Regions from separate parts of the Homo sapiens genome. Here region 1 is linked to region 2. Evidence: chromatin loops called from intact Hi-C (ENCODE). Cell type or tissue: gastrocnemius medialis. All regions are shown on one strand.

The links. Hi-C counts contacts between places; a loop is a spot of excess contacts. Peaks named below come from ENCODE experiments on the same cell type or tissue, not always from the same donor. Only the 100,000 strongest peaks of a DNase experiment are listed, where the experiment ranks them.
Region 1: it touches region 2 in a loop (3-fold over the local background); 2 of 110 quality-filtered maps call a loop at or near these places.

What each region holds. Positions count from the first base shown.
Region 1 is chr7:106,420,844-106,428,843 of GRCh38, forward strand. No RefSeq gene overlaps it. Among named protein-coding and RNA genes, the nearest start is that of NAMPT-AS1, 140 kb to the left of the region's middle. RefSeq lists enhancers at 3,912-5,111, 4,495-4,594. In gastrocnemius medialis, no CTCF peak of the experiment used is centred here; DNase peaks (open chromatin) are centred at 478, 798, 2,503, 4,328 and 1 weaker place; H3K27ac peaks cover 2,781 bases.
Region 2 is chr7:106,172,690-106,180,689 of GRCh38, forward strand. No RefSeq gene overlaps it. Among named protein-coding and RNA genes, the nearest start is that of SYPL1, 64 kb to the left of the region's middle. RefSeq lists a silencer at 4,056-4,195. In gastrocnemius medialis, a CTCF peak has its summit at 4,166 (motif pointing right); DNase peaks (open chromatin) are centred at 4,162 and 5,272; H3K27ac peaks cover 2,062 bases.

The DNA.
Region 1 (8,000 bases), 250 kb after region 2:
GCCTGTCAGCAAAGGAGATAATGTGTGCCCAAGCTCAGCATGTCTGTGAGACAGAAGCAGCACGGGAAAAGAGGAACACTGAGGATGTGGCTAATTGGGGTAATGGGGCTTCTTCAGGCTCTTTCTTCAGCTCCATGTGGTTTCTCATCTCAGCACACACTTGGAGCGGAGCAGCCATTCCTCCCGGGGCTGAGGACCCAGCTCACATGGAACATCTCTGGCCCACATGTTCTGAACCCCTGGGTTTTTATTATAAATCCCTGGTTCTGTTTGTCTCCCTTGGGAAGCCACGGGGAAGCCCCTGCCCTGGACCAGGCCTCAGCATTTCTCAGACATAAGCGGTGGCCCAGGCTGCTAAGCACTCTCCCTGAGGAGAGAGTGTGGGGCAGTGAGTGGAAGGCCTGGCCATCAGCCCAGTGCTTATCCGCCTCGTGCCTCCAGCCTCCAGGGGCCCGGGATGATCCTTCAGACATAGTCCTCAGGCCCTGGGGCTGACCAGTCATCTTGGTGTCGAGAGTTATTATTTCTTGCCATGTCAGATAGCCTTGAAGTGTTGATGCATTGCCAGGCAGCCAAGGCTGTTTCAAGGATGGCTGAGTCTGAGCTACTTATCAAGAATGAGTGCTCTGATCTTGGGTGGACATGTTTCCTCTGGCATCTTCTAGCCTCCAAGTTACTGCTTTCCCCTTTTTAGTTTACTGTAAGCTGGAGAGATGGATTGGCTCTAACCCAAGAAATAAGCACTTCCACTCACATAGAGGCCCCACAGAGTAAAAGCGGGAAGAATGAGCCCTCAGCCAAGCAGCCAGCTTGCCAGCAGACATGTGATCTGGGCAGATGACACAATCTCTTTGTTATTCAATTTCCTCTTATGCTAACTGAAAATAATACTAGCACTTACTTCCTAGGGTGGTTGTGGGTATTAAATGAGTTAATATTTGTAAAGCACTTAGAACAGAACCTGGAACTTATTAAATGCCGCATTTGTTAAGATACATACTGATACACATGCATACGGATGCAATAGGGATGGCATGGACGTTTGTGCCTTCAAAGACCTGGGTTTCAAGTCCAGGTTCTCTTTTACTGTCTGGGTCACTTTGGATGAATTACCTGCCCTGTCCAAGCCTGTTTCCTTACCTGTAAAATAGAACCAAAATACCTACCTAGAGTTATTTGAGAATGAAAGCAGGTATATATGAAAGCACAGAATCAGGCACATATGTGGTACTTAACAAATGTTTTTTCTTCTCTATTCCCTCGTAGGCCTCTTCCCAGTAGTCTCGCAAAGGCATAAGCCAATTTCTTCCCTCAAATCGGTGCTACTGTCTTGCCTACAATGCTCTGTTTTGTCTTCTTCCCCTCACTATTCTCTGCTTTGTTACCTCAGGAAACTTCTAGTGCTTTCTCTAATACTCTGAGGGTATTACAAATTCTTGGAAATGTTTAATTACAGCAGTTTTGAATTTCTAAGGAGCCAAAGGAGACCACAGGTCAGCTGGCATTTTCCCAGTACTGTCCCCACTGGAGGAGGTTAGCACTTTATTTGTGCCTGTGGGTGGGTGTGAATGTGGGCATGGGTAGGTGTTGGGGGGGGTGGCTCTCTCACACAGGCATGGGCTGTGATGTGCTGTGTCCACTCTGGATGTCTGAATTCTGGCTGCAGTTGTCAATAGAATCCATCTAGTGCCAGTCCCTCTCTCAGTACAGTCGGATGGAACCCTTTTACTTTGGACTTACAAAACAACTAAAGGGATGAAGCAGAAAGAACTACTGTTCTGTGAAACTTGCCCCGATTCATCATCAGGCTGTGTGCTCCCTGTTCAGAGACCATGTCCTCTTCTTCTTCTTCTTGTCCTCCAATCACCTTTAGCCATCAGATGCCCAATATTCATCAACCTCATCTAACCTGTTTCCTTGCTGTATCATCCTGGGCAATTTACTCAATGTATTAGCCCGTTTTTGTACTGCTATAAAGAAATGCCTGAGACTGGGTAATTTATAAAGGAAAGAGGTTTAATTGACTCATAGTTCTGCACGGCTAGAGAGGCCTCAGGAAACTTGCAATCATGGAGGAAAGGGAAGCAGTCACCTTCTTTACAAGGTGGCAGGAGAGAGAATGAAAGCACAGGAAAAACTGCCACTTTTAAAAGCATCAGATCTCGTGAGCACTCCTTCACTATCACGAGAACAGCATGGGGAAAACTGCCCCCATGATCCATTGAGTCTTCAGTGGAAGTGGGGACAGATGGTGTTGGGGTTAAGAGTCCTACATTTGGGTGAGCATCAGAATTTCCTGGTGCTTGTAAGAAAGTTAGGTAAGTTACTATTCCAGACCTATGTTCAGGAAAGGGCCTATGCAGTTGGGATTTGAGAATCGGAGCCTGTATTCCGACACCAGCCCTGCACCTAAGTATGGTCTTGGACAACTCTCTGACTTGTGGTTTCTTCACTTGTGGAGTGGAGATAACGGTACGGGCCCTCCCATCTCCCTGCATCATTGTGAGGGTAAAATGAGAAGGACAGGTGCAGGTGCTGATCATGAGTACAGGACACTTCCAGCTCCCTCAGCTATCGGTGTAATCCCCAGCTTGACATGTAGGCAGCTGCATTTTGGGGTCATTTGTGGCCTTGGGGACACAGAACTAATAATCAGGATTTTCCAACAATGTATTCAAATAAAGTCTGATGACTTCCGGCAGCTCTCTAACCATGAAGAATTATAGAACTTTCCTGGTACAGTAATACATTTAGAAAACAAAATAGAATCGCCATCTAAATAACTGAATTTCATTTTTTTTTTCAGGTCTTGATTAGGCATAGAGTTTGTCTTCTTAGGAATTAAGCCCAGAAGAGATAACAGTTCCAAACCACGCAAAAACATTTGTTTGACTAGGCTTTCTAGTAAAACACCACTCATCTTTCCTTCCTTCCTTCCTTCCTTCCAGTCTTTATTTCTTGACTGTGGTTCATCTTCTTTTTAAAAAAATTATCTCTTTTATATTGAGGCTTTCTATAAAGCTTCTACAAGTGCTTTTTGGAAGTAAGTTGGATTTAAGGCACGTGTAAAAGCCTGTGTCTCTCAAATTCCTCTGCCTAGAGTGAAACAGAATCTTAGTGAGAGATACAAAACAGCATTCTCTGGATTTACCCAAATCCATTCTGCAGCTGCTCCAACCACACACATCCTCACATCAAACTCATCCCCTAAAGTCTGGGATTCTCCAGGGATTATCTTACAGATACTGAGCATGACTGCCCACTGCTATGTGTGGCACCTGCTACCTTCTTCCTCACCTGCCTCTGCTTACGGGACTGGGGTCTCCATTGCTGCTGACAACCAAGGCAGCCTTAGAGAGCAGCACGTCTATGCTGGAGCACAGTGGAGGTGCCCACCACCACCACCCATGACACAGCTGCATCTGCACAGGGTCAAGGACACTGACATCAGCCTGGCTTTTGGGGCTGGCTGGTGCTGCTCTTGCCCCCTGCTTCCTGTAACCTAGGGATGCTTTTGTGATGAACTATTTTTGTTTACACTTGTTTTTTATTCCAATACCCTCATCTCAGGACCCAGGCGCAGGACTTCCCAGGACTTCTGGCCCTGGGCGCTGGGCCAGAAGACATCAGAGTGACAGGCACTGTGCTGTTCCTCAAACCCCACCAGGACCACCCCAGTCTCCATTCTAGTCCTGGTCCAGTGCAACTGAACCTAGTAGGTGCTTCTATTTCCCCCTCCTGTGAAGAGAGTCTTTCCTAGGAGACTCCATCACTCAGGTATGCAGACCCACAGGTAGGTTGAGCCACACATCATCCTGGCATTCACAGACTTACATCTAAATCCTAATCAGGGAGAGGAAGAGGACACAGCTATCTTAAGCTCAGGTTCCAGGTACAAAGTAATGAATGGGTAATTGGATAAATTACTGAATAAAAGAGGGAGAGAGAAATGGAATGAAAAGAAAAAGGGAAGGAAGGTAGATAAGTAAAAAGAAGAAAATAAAAGATTCTGGAAAGTAGTTCCTAACCCAAGTTCCAATCTCTCTCTCTCTCTCTCTTTCTCAATCATGATGGGATGGGGAGGGCAGAGGAATATGTTAGGACAGACTCCTCCACTTCCGTTCAAGTACCAATAACTAGATGTAGAAAGAAAGTATGCAAATTAGAAGACTAATGTTCTAAAATGAGTAAGAGCCTATTTGCTCACTCTTGGCTCTTAGGAAACTAGAGAACTCATGGGGAAGGCAGGCAAACAGAAGCAAGATTTCATCAGAACACTGGCCCCTTGTCAATTTATCACTCTGGTGAAACAGCGTGACGCTTGGGATTTCCCCAGAACGTCAAACTGCAATTTTACATGTGCTGCTTGGAAGCAAGCTGTGTAACTTCCTGTAATAAGGATTTCAAGTATTCAAGCAATAAATCTGAGATGCCAGAGCCTCTCTTAACACTGTCCTGTAGCTCAGCAACTCCAAATTAGCACAGCTCCACACATCCAAAGCCTGGAAAGGGTGGAAGATGAATATGAACGGACAGATCCCTCATGCTCACCCTTGGTGGTGAATTGAGTCATCAGCTGAGTATGGAAAGGAGTGGGGAACAAGCTCACAGGCTCTTTGTCTCCTTCGACTTTTGTTTCACATTTGCCAGGAGGTAAGGCCTTCATACCTGCAGCTGGGTCAAGTATCTGGAAACACGTGGGCTGCCAGCAGAGCCACTTCATGTCAGCATCAGAGTACAAAGTGAGTGTGAGACTGAGTGAGAATGTGAACTGCCAGGGTATTCCTACCCGTGTGGCCCAGGCCTGGCTGCAGGGAGGGCAAAGTCTGGCTGCAGGGAGGGGAAAGGTCAGCTACAGGTCCCACCACACATGTCCTCCAACTGCACTTTCCTTGTTCTAGCTTGGCATCAGCCCACCTTGCTGTGTGCCTTGCATGCCTCCTTCCTCTTCCTTTAGGAGGGGATAGAAGGGTCCAGCTGAGGATAAATACAACAATCAAGTCTTAGATAGCATTTGACAGCTATTTGATGAATGAATAAATAATAGATGCATAAATAAATGAATGAACAAATAAGCCAACAACTGGGTGTCAACAGGCAGACACGCACATTTTACAAATAGGTATTTCCCTACTTCTCCAGCGTGATAGAGTGGAGATCAATGGCTTTCACAATATCTTGTTAAACCTGAAAGTTTAACGAAAATATTCTCTTTTACTGAGTCCTTGTTAAATTAAAGAAAATTAGAAACAGCTACATATAGCCAGGGTAGGGGAAGGGGATGGTTGGGTAAGAAACCGAGAAACTTGAAGAAGGGGAGCAGATCATTCTGGTGGAGTAGGGACACCTGCCTTACCTGCACTCAAACATTCCCAAGTGTCGACTCCCAATTCCCAGTGAAGGCTGGAGGGGTGATGTTAATACCTCACACTGATAATCCACAGTGCCTCTCCTCAGGGTCCGCTGACTCTGACACCTTTCCCTTCCCCACTCTCCTCCCTCTTCCCTTCTAGCTCAAAGTTTGGGTGAGACTGAAAAGCCAATCTGGCTCCCACTTGCAGAGGAATCAAGGCCCCCAGAGTTTCAGAACCCAGAGGGCCCTTCGCTTAACACAGCACCTTCCTGAGAACTAGAAACAGGCGTCCCGATGGTAGTCACAGCTTCACAGGTGCATGGGGAAGTGAATGAAGATGTTGCCTTGTGTTAATTAGAAAAATATTCAATATCAGTCCTGGTCCTGGCGGGAAACAGATGACACAGTCAAAGTGGATAATGAAGGAAAGTGTGAGGGGAAGGCACCATTTACAAAGACGTGGGTGGGATTTAGGCAAACCTGCAAGGAATGGTATGGTATCCTGGGGCTAGCAACAGTGGGGAGCCCTGAGAGACAAGGAGAGAGAGAGCCCTGTACTGAGACAAAGCAAGAACTGTAGCTTTGGAAGCTGTGACCTTCAGAAAGGGAGAGAGACAATCAATGGCCCTCAGTAAGGAGAGGAGCCAAGAGAAACGCTCTTCCCTTTGCTCTCCTGCCAGCACCCCCAACGGTGGAACTCAGCCAGGTGCTGGAGGGAGGGGGGTGGGCCATGTCATCCACACAGGCCAGCCAGCCAGGGCACAGAGGAGGGTGGGAAGTGGGTCCAGAGAGGTGATGGGAAGCATCCTCATGGGTACCCCTTTCCCAGGCAGATGCAACCCTGTCCGTACACTCCCAAGGAGCCTCGCACAGGCTGCAGGTCAGCCTCGCTCTCTCCCGGGCCAGAAGCCCTTTTGCACGGCAAGACTTGCATAATCATATGTGACAGTCCTAACAGCCTTTGAGGACTATACCCCTTTTCATGTGTAAAAATATTACAAAAGGATCCCATGTCCCAAAATAAATAGAGAAAAACAAAACATTGCAAGCAGCTATCTCCAGCAACCATGTTTCTATTCTTCCAATTTGGCTCCACTTTCTCCACCAGCCTTTTTTTCTCTTCAGCAAATGGCACAACCTTCCACCTGGTCACCTGAGGCAGAAACCTGCTATTGCTTTGACCATCTCCTCCTTCATCTTCCACATCCAAATGAATGGTCACCAGCATGTTGGGTCCCTGCTGGAAGTCCATCACCACCTGTTTATTCCTACTGCATTGCCACAGGCCCTTATCCATCTTCCCGGACTCAACACTATGATCATTTCCAAGCTGAGCTCCAGCTTCTGCATGTATCCAGCCCCACTCGGTCTTCCACTCTCTCACATCCCATGGCCAGAGGTATCTTCTAGACAGAGAACATTAATATCATCTCATCACTCCACTGCTTAACATCCTTCTGTGGCTTGCCTTTTCCCATAGGCAAGTTCAAATGCATGCATCCAAATGGACGGCTCTTTACCGTCCTGCCCCATCAGGTCTCGCAGCTGCAACCCCCTCTCCCACCATATCCCTGCCCCCTTCACTCCCCTTGCTCCCTAACACTGACCTTCTTGCAATTCCTCCAAAGTATCAGGCCTCCTCCCACCTCTAGACAAATGCCCAGGCTGTTCTCTCTAGCCTGAAATACCCCCGCCCCTCCACTCCATCCAACTAATGCCTGCTTATCCACCAGACTTTTGGTGATGCATCTGTTGTTGTTGTTGTTTGTTGTTGTTTTGAAAACTGCATTGACCCTCTTTCTCTTTCCCTGCAAGCGGACTCAGGCACCTTTCATTTGCACCCATTCTCTACACTCTGTGAACACTCTTGTGCACCTCTCTTGATGCCACTGTGTTCTCACTGTTAATCTCCTTGTCTTTCACCCTCACCATCCCTGTAGCCCCATGGCCTAGCACATGCCTGGTTCTGCCTATCACAGGATCTGTAAGGGCTTACTGAAGTGAAGTAAGTTGTAATGAAATGAAAGCTTCCTAGGTTGGTGCTGCCTGACCTCTATCCAGTTAATCTATGATCAGGGTGGCTGTTGATTCTGTGGTACGCTATGCCTGTTTGATTCTTTATGACAGAATGTGATTTGCCTTGCTCTATTTTCATCACAGTTTACATGCTTTTAAGGCAAGAGAACCCCATTTTCTGATTTCTAAAGATTTCCCACCCAACTTCTGTTCAAATATTTTGTCAAACAATGGAAAAAGCCAAAGGCAGTTAAGTCCATGAATGGGGTTACATTGCATAGGCAAATAAATCTTCCCCTAGCTCTCTCCTTTCAAAGGGATGGCCTCAATAAATTCTTCAAGTAAGCTACTTTAAAAATATCTCTTCTACCACTATTTACCTCATTTGAATCTATCTGAATATGGAACAGAGTAGGAACATGTGAAATGTATTAGGTAAATCTTACATTGGTAGGAACCTCGAGTAAAGAGCTTGGGATACCTCTGTATTTGCTCCTTCACTCTTCTTACTTAGTAACTCCCATAACTCACATTTCTTTTTTGTTTAATAGTGTGTTAGGCACTTTTCTAGTTACATAAGCCGAAGGTCACTTTAACAGCAATAACAATTAGAATTTGCAGTTTATAGAAC
Region 2 (8,000 bases):
TGACCGTCTCCAAAAAAAAAAAAAGGCAGAAACCAAATCTGAACAGACACCTCATGTAATGATGTAATTACTTCAACAACTTCTGAACTCTTCTAATGACATAGCTTAGTCTGTATAGATTTTTATTTTTACTTTTGGTAGACACATATATTGTTGACTTAAATTGATCTTTTAATGAGTGAAAAACCCTCCCAGTTCTTTTTTACATGGACTGTTGACAAACCTCATATCTCTGACTCTGCACTTGTCCCAGTGAATATTTGTACTCAAACACTTGGCTTCACATTGATGCCTTTGACACTCGTTTTGTTGTTTGTGGACATATTCATTTTATCTGCCCGGTCTTTTTGAATTTTTTTTGCCTTTGCCCAGTAGATTGGTTGGATGTGCACTATGCTGGATGAATAATTTGACCATTTGATGACCAGGCCATCCATCTTGTCAGTTGAGACATTGCAAGAGTCTAGTCTAGAGACCCTTGGCACACCAGTAGAGACCCCTTTTGGCTCACACTTGCTGGATAATCAATCTGTACTTCCTTTTTTTAGCCAGCTATGGATGCTCCTAATCGTTCTAATCTTCAACCCACATAGCTCTATATTCCCCACCTGGATGCCATGAAAGCCTTTTCTAAATGCTTTTTTAAAATTCACAGCCTATATCTACATTATTATAATTATCATAAAAAGAAAACAGGCTGGAAGCAGTGGCTCACATCTGTAATACTTGCATTTTGGGAGGCCAAGGAGGGCAGATCGTTTGAGGTCAGGAGTTCAGGACCAGTCTGGCCAACATAGTGAAACCCCATCTCTACTAAAAATACAAGAATTAGCTGGGCATGGTGGTGCATGCCTGTAATCCCAGCTACTTGGGAGGCTGAGGCAGGAGAATCAGTTGAACTCAGGAGGTGGAGGTTGCAGTGAGCTGAGATCACTCCATTGCACTCCAGCCCGGGCGACAGAGGGAAACTCTGTCTCCAAAAGAAAAAAGAAAACAAAAGGTCCTTCTATATCATTAGCTGTCCCTTTGTTGAGCAGAAGTTTCAAGACGCAGTTTCCTTTACTACTTGCGAATGATGCTATTGCTACCACGGAAGAGTTTCTGCTTTTCCACATTTTTGCCAGTACTTGGTATGATCAGATTTTTTAAATGAATTTTTCTGAGGGTGGAATGCTATCTTACTGTTTTTGTAATTAGAAATTCCTACTCACTAGTGAAGAAGAGCATGTTTTATATTCATTGACAATTTGAGTTTTCTTTGATGACTTGCCTGTTTATATTCTTTGCTCATTTTTTTGAATTTTCATTTTAAACTTAATATATCTTGATATTTCTAGATATGTGCACATATAGAGTGCTAGTATTTTGTTTTTAACAACTGCAGAATGTTACATTTTATGGATATAGTATGATTTATTTAACCATATTCTTCTGATATTTAGTTTTTTTCCTAGTTTTTGTTTCCTACTATAAACATTGCCTTACTTGATATCATTTGGCTAGTATATCCACAGATAAGGTTCCATTCCAGGAGGAAATTGTAGATTGTTTTTAAAGTTTGTGCATTTTATATTTTAAGCGATATTATTAAACAGCTTTCCAAAAATGTTGCACCAATTTACACCCTTTCCCCAACAGGTATCTCATCTGTTGTGACGATGTGTCAGGACAGGGCTATCTGTGTTCTTCAACTGACTAGGCCATTTGTACAACATGCCCTTGGCATTGTCTTCACTTGTCTCTCTCTCTTTTTTTTTTTTCCCCAAGAGAGCTCTCTCCATGGTACAATCATCCTCTCTTGCCCAGCTTTCCACAGGATTCTGGGGGAGACTGTATTTTCATTTAGCAAGCATTTGCTCTCCCTCTCCCATACCCCCGCCACCCCTTTATGGGAAGAACATATTATCCCACTGATGTTGGGTTGGCCATGTGACTTCCTTCAGACATCAGAGTGCAAGTGAATGAGGCATGAGCAGAGGCTTTACGTGTGCTTGTATGGCTTAGCTTCCCTCCTGTGCCACTGCCATTTTCCATGAGAAGAGCATGCCCCAGGTGGTTCTGGTTCAGAATGAGAGACACAGGGAGCCTGACCCACAGCCTAAAGCAGTCACACCAGCCAACCCACTGATCCGTGAGTGAGAAATACATGCTTTTATTGTACTTGCCGAGATTTTTGGGTTTGGGTTGTTACATGGCATGATTGCAACAATTGCTGACTAATACAAGCTTCTCACATTTATATTTTCAAAATGCTATATACTTGGAAACATATATATATTTTTACAGAAGTGCATAGCATATTTATGATTGTGTTACACAGGTTTTCCTGCTGTCTTTGTCTTTTCCTTATTAGATCGGTTATCCCCTCTTTTATTTTCCCTTATCCTACCTAAAGAAGTCTCCTTTCCTTTCCAAGTAATCCATGTTAACAGCCTACAATGCAGCCATCTATATTTTCTCCATATTTATTATATACTTATATACAATAATATGAATGCATATATTGCAGGAATGACATTCAAAATATGTAGCAAATACGTACTGGCTGCAGTATGCACAGCACCAACCAAACACAGTGAACGCTTGCTAAAATGTCCAATATGGTTTTATCAGTGTACACTGGCTGAATGCCAGCCCTGCACACACACGTACACATATACACAACAGAAATTTCTATCATTATGTTGTTTTACAAAAATGGAGCAATATTATGAACACTTTTACCCTATATTTTTAATGATTGTTTTCCACACAGTACCTCATTCCTTAAATTTCAACTCCAATATGGCTCTATTCATTCCATTTAATTGCTGTATAAAGCCATATTGAATGGGCTAGATCTATCAGTGTTTATTCAACAGTACCCTATTAATGGCCTTTTTCTTTGTACTGGTGTTTTTGCTACTGGGAACAATGCTGCAATTAGCATTCTTGTGCAAATATTGATGTGTCCTGGTGCTTTTATCTTGAGAGCATCAAGTCCCCAGAATGGAGCAGGTGGATTGATTGAGTGGTAAATTTTGTTAGATGACGTCAGATAGCTTTTCAAAGTTCAGTAACAATTTATATTTTTTGCCATCAAGATTTAAAGAAATCCTTTCCCCTACATCCCACTCAGCTATAAGTAAGTGGCTTTCTGATTTTTGCCAGTAAGTATAGGTATACAATAATGATCTGCATTTCCCAAACTGCTAGTGAGCTGAACACTTTTTCATGTCTTGGCTACTTGGATCTTCTCTCCATGTCTTTGCTCATTTCTCCATTGCGTTTTTTATATCCTTGTCAATATGTAGAACCTTTTTTTGCATATTGTAGGTATGAATCCTATGCCTACATTGAAATACTTTTTTTCTTAATCTACTATATGTCTATTGTTTTGGCGTAGGTTATCACTGCCCTAGCAAATGCTATCATGAGTTTAGGAGTGTGCTGCATCTTTCTCATGTATTTCTTTATATCTCTCTCCCCCTTCCCTCCCTCTGTTCTCCTCCCTTTCCTCTTCTTTCCCATTTCTTTCTCTCTCTGTGCCTGTTTTCCTTCCTTTCTGTGTCTTCCTCAGGATCTCCTTTTTTCTACCTCCTGCTCTGTCTGCTTCCTTTCATCTACTCCTTACCTCCTTGCTTCTCCAGCTCCATGGGAATACTCATTTTCAGTGCAGAGAGCACAGTGTTTTTCTGCTTGTGTCACTTACAAAACCAAGTCAGACCGAAGAGGTATTGCAGAGCAGCCCAGTAAGGGGTTAAAGCAGTATGTTTTCAAAATCGGCTGAATGTAAGTTCCTTTGGGAAGGTTTTTCTTTTTATATGGATCCCCCAGACCCATCCTCAGAGGTTTTGATTCTGTAGGTCTGGATGGGTGTCAGTGGGTATTTATTTCCAAATCTATCCAGGTGATTGCAGTACCTGGCCATCTGTGGGTGAGTGCTGGCTCAGGGAAGTTGGACATGTGCTCCCCAGTGTGGGGGTAGCTTGCTTGGGTGACTGGACAACACAGGTTATTGCAGTCTTAGATAATTGGCTTCCACAACCACCCAGCTCAGCACAAGACAGCAGGGAGGGGTTCCAGCGGAGTAGAGACAATGGTGAAGTCGTGGTCTTCTGGCCGGATTCTGCATCTCAAATGGCAGCTTTGCATGAATGCAGCCGCAGTGTGGCAAATGGGCACAGGGGGGCAGTGTGGCCCCACGTGGCTCCGAAGCCCTCTGATTCTGCATGAGGCCTGACCCGGGCTGGAATGCCGGCTCCAGGAAAGCTGTGAGCTGGTGAAGGGCTCTCCCACTGCCTTCTTCCCCTTCCACTCTTAGTCCCTGTCCCACAGAACCTGGCTTTCAGATGATTAAAGTTCATCCACCATTTACTGAGCATGAATTATCTCATGTCGAACACTGTCCTGGGTTATTTCATTTAATCTTCATAACAATCCAAGAAAGGCATATGATTTCCACCCTACGCAGAGGAAGCTGCAGTTTGGGGAAGTTAATTAGTTTCCCAGTGATGGCAGAGCCAGGATTGAGACCAAAGCCTGTCTGACTCCAACCCCAGTTGAGTGGAATTCTTTGCATTCAGTAACTGCTGCTCAATACAGGTAACAAATAGTTGATTCTGAACATATTAGGTGCTAATTTACCAGTTAATTTATTCATGCACGCTGATTGTTTCCCCTTTCTTCCTTCTTTAAAGAGATCAGTAAGAATAACCGAGTTAGCTAAGAAAGCTCAAAGCCCGAGGTCTGTTTGGATTTTAACAGGAGACTCTGAAGAAACAAAGAATGAAATAGCTGATGGTGAAATAGTGGCCATGGGGTTGGCTTCTCCATTCAACTAGGCCAGGGTATCACACTAAGAGTCTGCAGATCAAATGCAGGATTTTATTTGGCTAACATGATGTTATTTAAAAACCTAAATTCCAGTGGTTTTGTTGTTTATTTAGAGACAGAGTCTCCTTCTGTCGCCCAGGCTATTCCAGTGGTTTTAGGTGGGACATCTGCTTTGCAGTTTATCACAATCCCACCCTTCCCCTTTCTGTACATCTTTCTGCTTTGCTCGTTGATGCTACCTGCCTGGCATCCGCTAACAGCAGTGCCGGGCTGACGGGTCCTGTCACACTCCTGCAAGATGAGAACTGGCTTTGGGCCCTGCTCTGTCTCTTTCCCTTGCTCCACTTCCCTCCCAGGTGCTTCCCTCCCAGGTGCCATCATTGGCCCTCACACCTGTGTTGGGTGCGTCAGTCAGTCTGCTCTGCTGCTTCTAGCACCCAGATCAGTCCCAGGTTCGCCAGGGCTAAATTTAACCTGCAGCTGCTTCATCAGATGCTCGGGTATTTTCAGCCCTAGGAGCCTCGGGTGGCTGAGCTGAAAGTAGCTGAGGACTGCTGGCCAGGGCTTACGTCCAGTGTTGTGGATTGAAATTAGCATCCAGGTTGGTCCAAGGTCTTGGCTACCCCCCACACTGTGCTTCCATTTTTCTTAACTGAAGATGAGGAGAAGAGAGAGAAGGCAAGAACTGGCAGAGAATAAGACAACACAAAATAGATCCTGGGATCCCTCTGAATTTGCTCCATCATTCCTCCCTTCTCCACAGCCAGGAATGCCCCTCTGGTTGGTGGCCTAGCAGAGGGTACAGTCTGCATCACACAGTGAAGTGCTGCCAGCTGGCCTGTTCTCTCCCAAGCCACTGTTTTGGGGAGCCACCAGCCTTGCTCTGAGCTCCAGCGTTCATGTGTCTGTCATTCAGTGTCCTTTCCTGACATGGGCATTCACCAACAGGACTATGTTCCCCAAAGCCTTGGCCCATGACCTCTGAAAGTTCCCTGCTGATGTGTGCTGTGGAGTCGATAGTCCCTCTGGCCAAGCAAGCAGATGCGTGTGCAAAACTGCAGGCTGTCAGTGGCATTTACAAAGAGAAGAGGAATGTGGGTCCAGAGATGGGGCAGGCGGCCTTGAGGGGAGGAGAGGAGAGGAGATGCATGTGGAGGGGGGTTGTAGCCCCTAGGTCCTGGGGCCCTGGGATGGAGGAGGTGCCTGCCTGGGCATGAACCATCCTGCCTATCCTCAGCTGATGTCCTTGGCAACAGGCTGTCAGCCATCATCAAACCTCCTGTGAAGCCAAGTGAAGCAAAGTCCTCCCTTTCTCCCTAAATCCTACATGTCCAAGGCAGGAGATGTTCCCCTGACTACTACTTTAGTAGGTGCCCAGTGGGTGGCACCTCTAGCCCACAGCTCCAACACTAGAAGGGCTGTAGGGATCCTTTGTTTGGATCTGCTCATGTTACAGACAGGCAAGCTGTAGCCCTCAGAGGTTGTAAGTTTCATGGCTGGAACCCTGACCTCCTGATATGAGTCCTCAGCACCCTTCTCTCTTTCACGCCAATATTCACAATACCTAACAATCAGGATTCTGTACCAGGCACTATTTCATTTTATTTGTTTGAGACAGGGCCTCGCTCTGTCACCCAGGCTGGAGTGTGGTGGCATGATCACAGCTCACTTCAGCCTCAACTTCCCTGGGCTCAATCGATCCTCCTGCTTCAGCCTTCTGGGTAGCTGGGACTAGAGGCACATGCCACCATGCCTGGCTAATTTTCCATTTTTTGTAGATACGAGGTCCCACTATGTTGCCAGGGTGGGCTCCAACTCCTGGGTGCAAGCGATCCCTGCCTTGACCTCCCAAAGTGCTGAAATTATAGGTGTGAGCCACTGTGTTGGGCCCACCAGGCACTATTGTAAACACTTCTCAGGTATTAACTCATTTAGACCTTGTGTGAGGTAGGCACTGCTATCATCCCCATTTCACAGATGAGGACGCTGAGACTCAGAGAGGTAAGTGACTTGCCCAAGGTCCTGCAGGAATTGAAGCTGGGTGTTCTGGCTCCAGAGCCCAAGTTCTTCACTACTGTGCATACTGCCTCTCGCAGGACTTCCTGGGACTGCCTATTTCATGTCCATCTCCTGCACCAGATTGTAAACCTCTTGATGAAAAGGATTCTGTTTTAGTCCCCCTTGGGTCCCCCAGATTACGCCAGAGCCCAACACAGTGGAAGCTCAAGCGAATGTTGGTTGAATGAATGGAAGAAGAAAAGCATCAGTTAAACCATTGTTCCTTACCCTGCATTTCTTGGAACCAATGTCTCTGAGAGCTTCCTGAGTATAGGGTGGGACATTTTGGCCTCTGGGCAGAACCCAGCTGGGTAAGAAAGCAGCCCTTCCCTGGGTGGGACCCTCCTGGCTTCTCGCTCCGCCTGTGTGACTATGAAGCGGGAGCGCTGCATATTTTCTTCTTCAGAGCAAACACCTGGGTTGATTGTTTTGGCAACTGTCCTGCAGACTGAGGAGCACGCGGAGCATGTGGAGTGTCCGGCTGACTGCTGTGACTGTGGCAGCAGCGTCACCTCTGTGTGGGGCCAGAGACAGTGAGGGCTCCCTCTTTTGTGCCTCAGCCGCTGTGTTCTTGAGGCTCAGACCCACAAAGGTCTCTGAGTATCCAGTTTTCTGAGGCTAATGCAGGGGAAGGGACCCAATGTGGGTAGGGGTAAGGTTGGGGTGGGGTGAGGGGTGCCGAGTAGATGGGGCTTGCACTGGGACCTGGGAAACATACTGAGAGTCAGAGATTTGCATGCAGCTGTATTGCATGTGGACTGGGGAAGCCCCGTGGGGAGTCAGGGTGGCTCTTCAGAGGTCCTGAATTGAGGCAGTGGGGCTGAGCTTTACACCCTCTTCATCCACCAGTTATGGGGACATAGTGGCTGCCTCAGGGATGGGAGCAGACCTTGGGCAAGCAGCTCCTTAATTAGAAGCAGGCTTCCTAGAAAGGAGGATTTGTGAGCCATCAGCAAGCAACACTTGGGCCAGCATGGTGGCTCATGCCTGTAATCCCAGCACTTTGGGAGGTCAAGGAGGGAGGATTGCTTGAACCCAGGAATTTGAGGCTGCAATGAGCTGTGATCACCCCACTACACTATAGCCTGGGCAGCAGAGTGAGACCCTGTCTCTAATAAATTAATAAG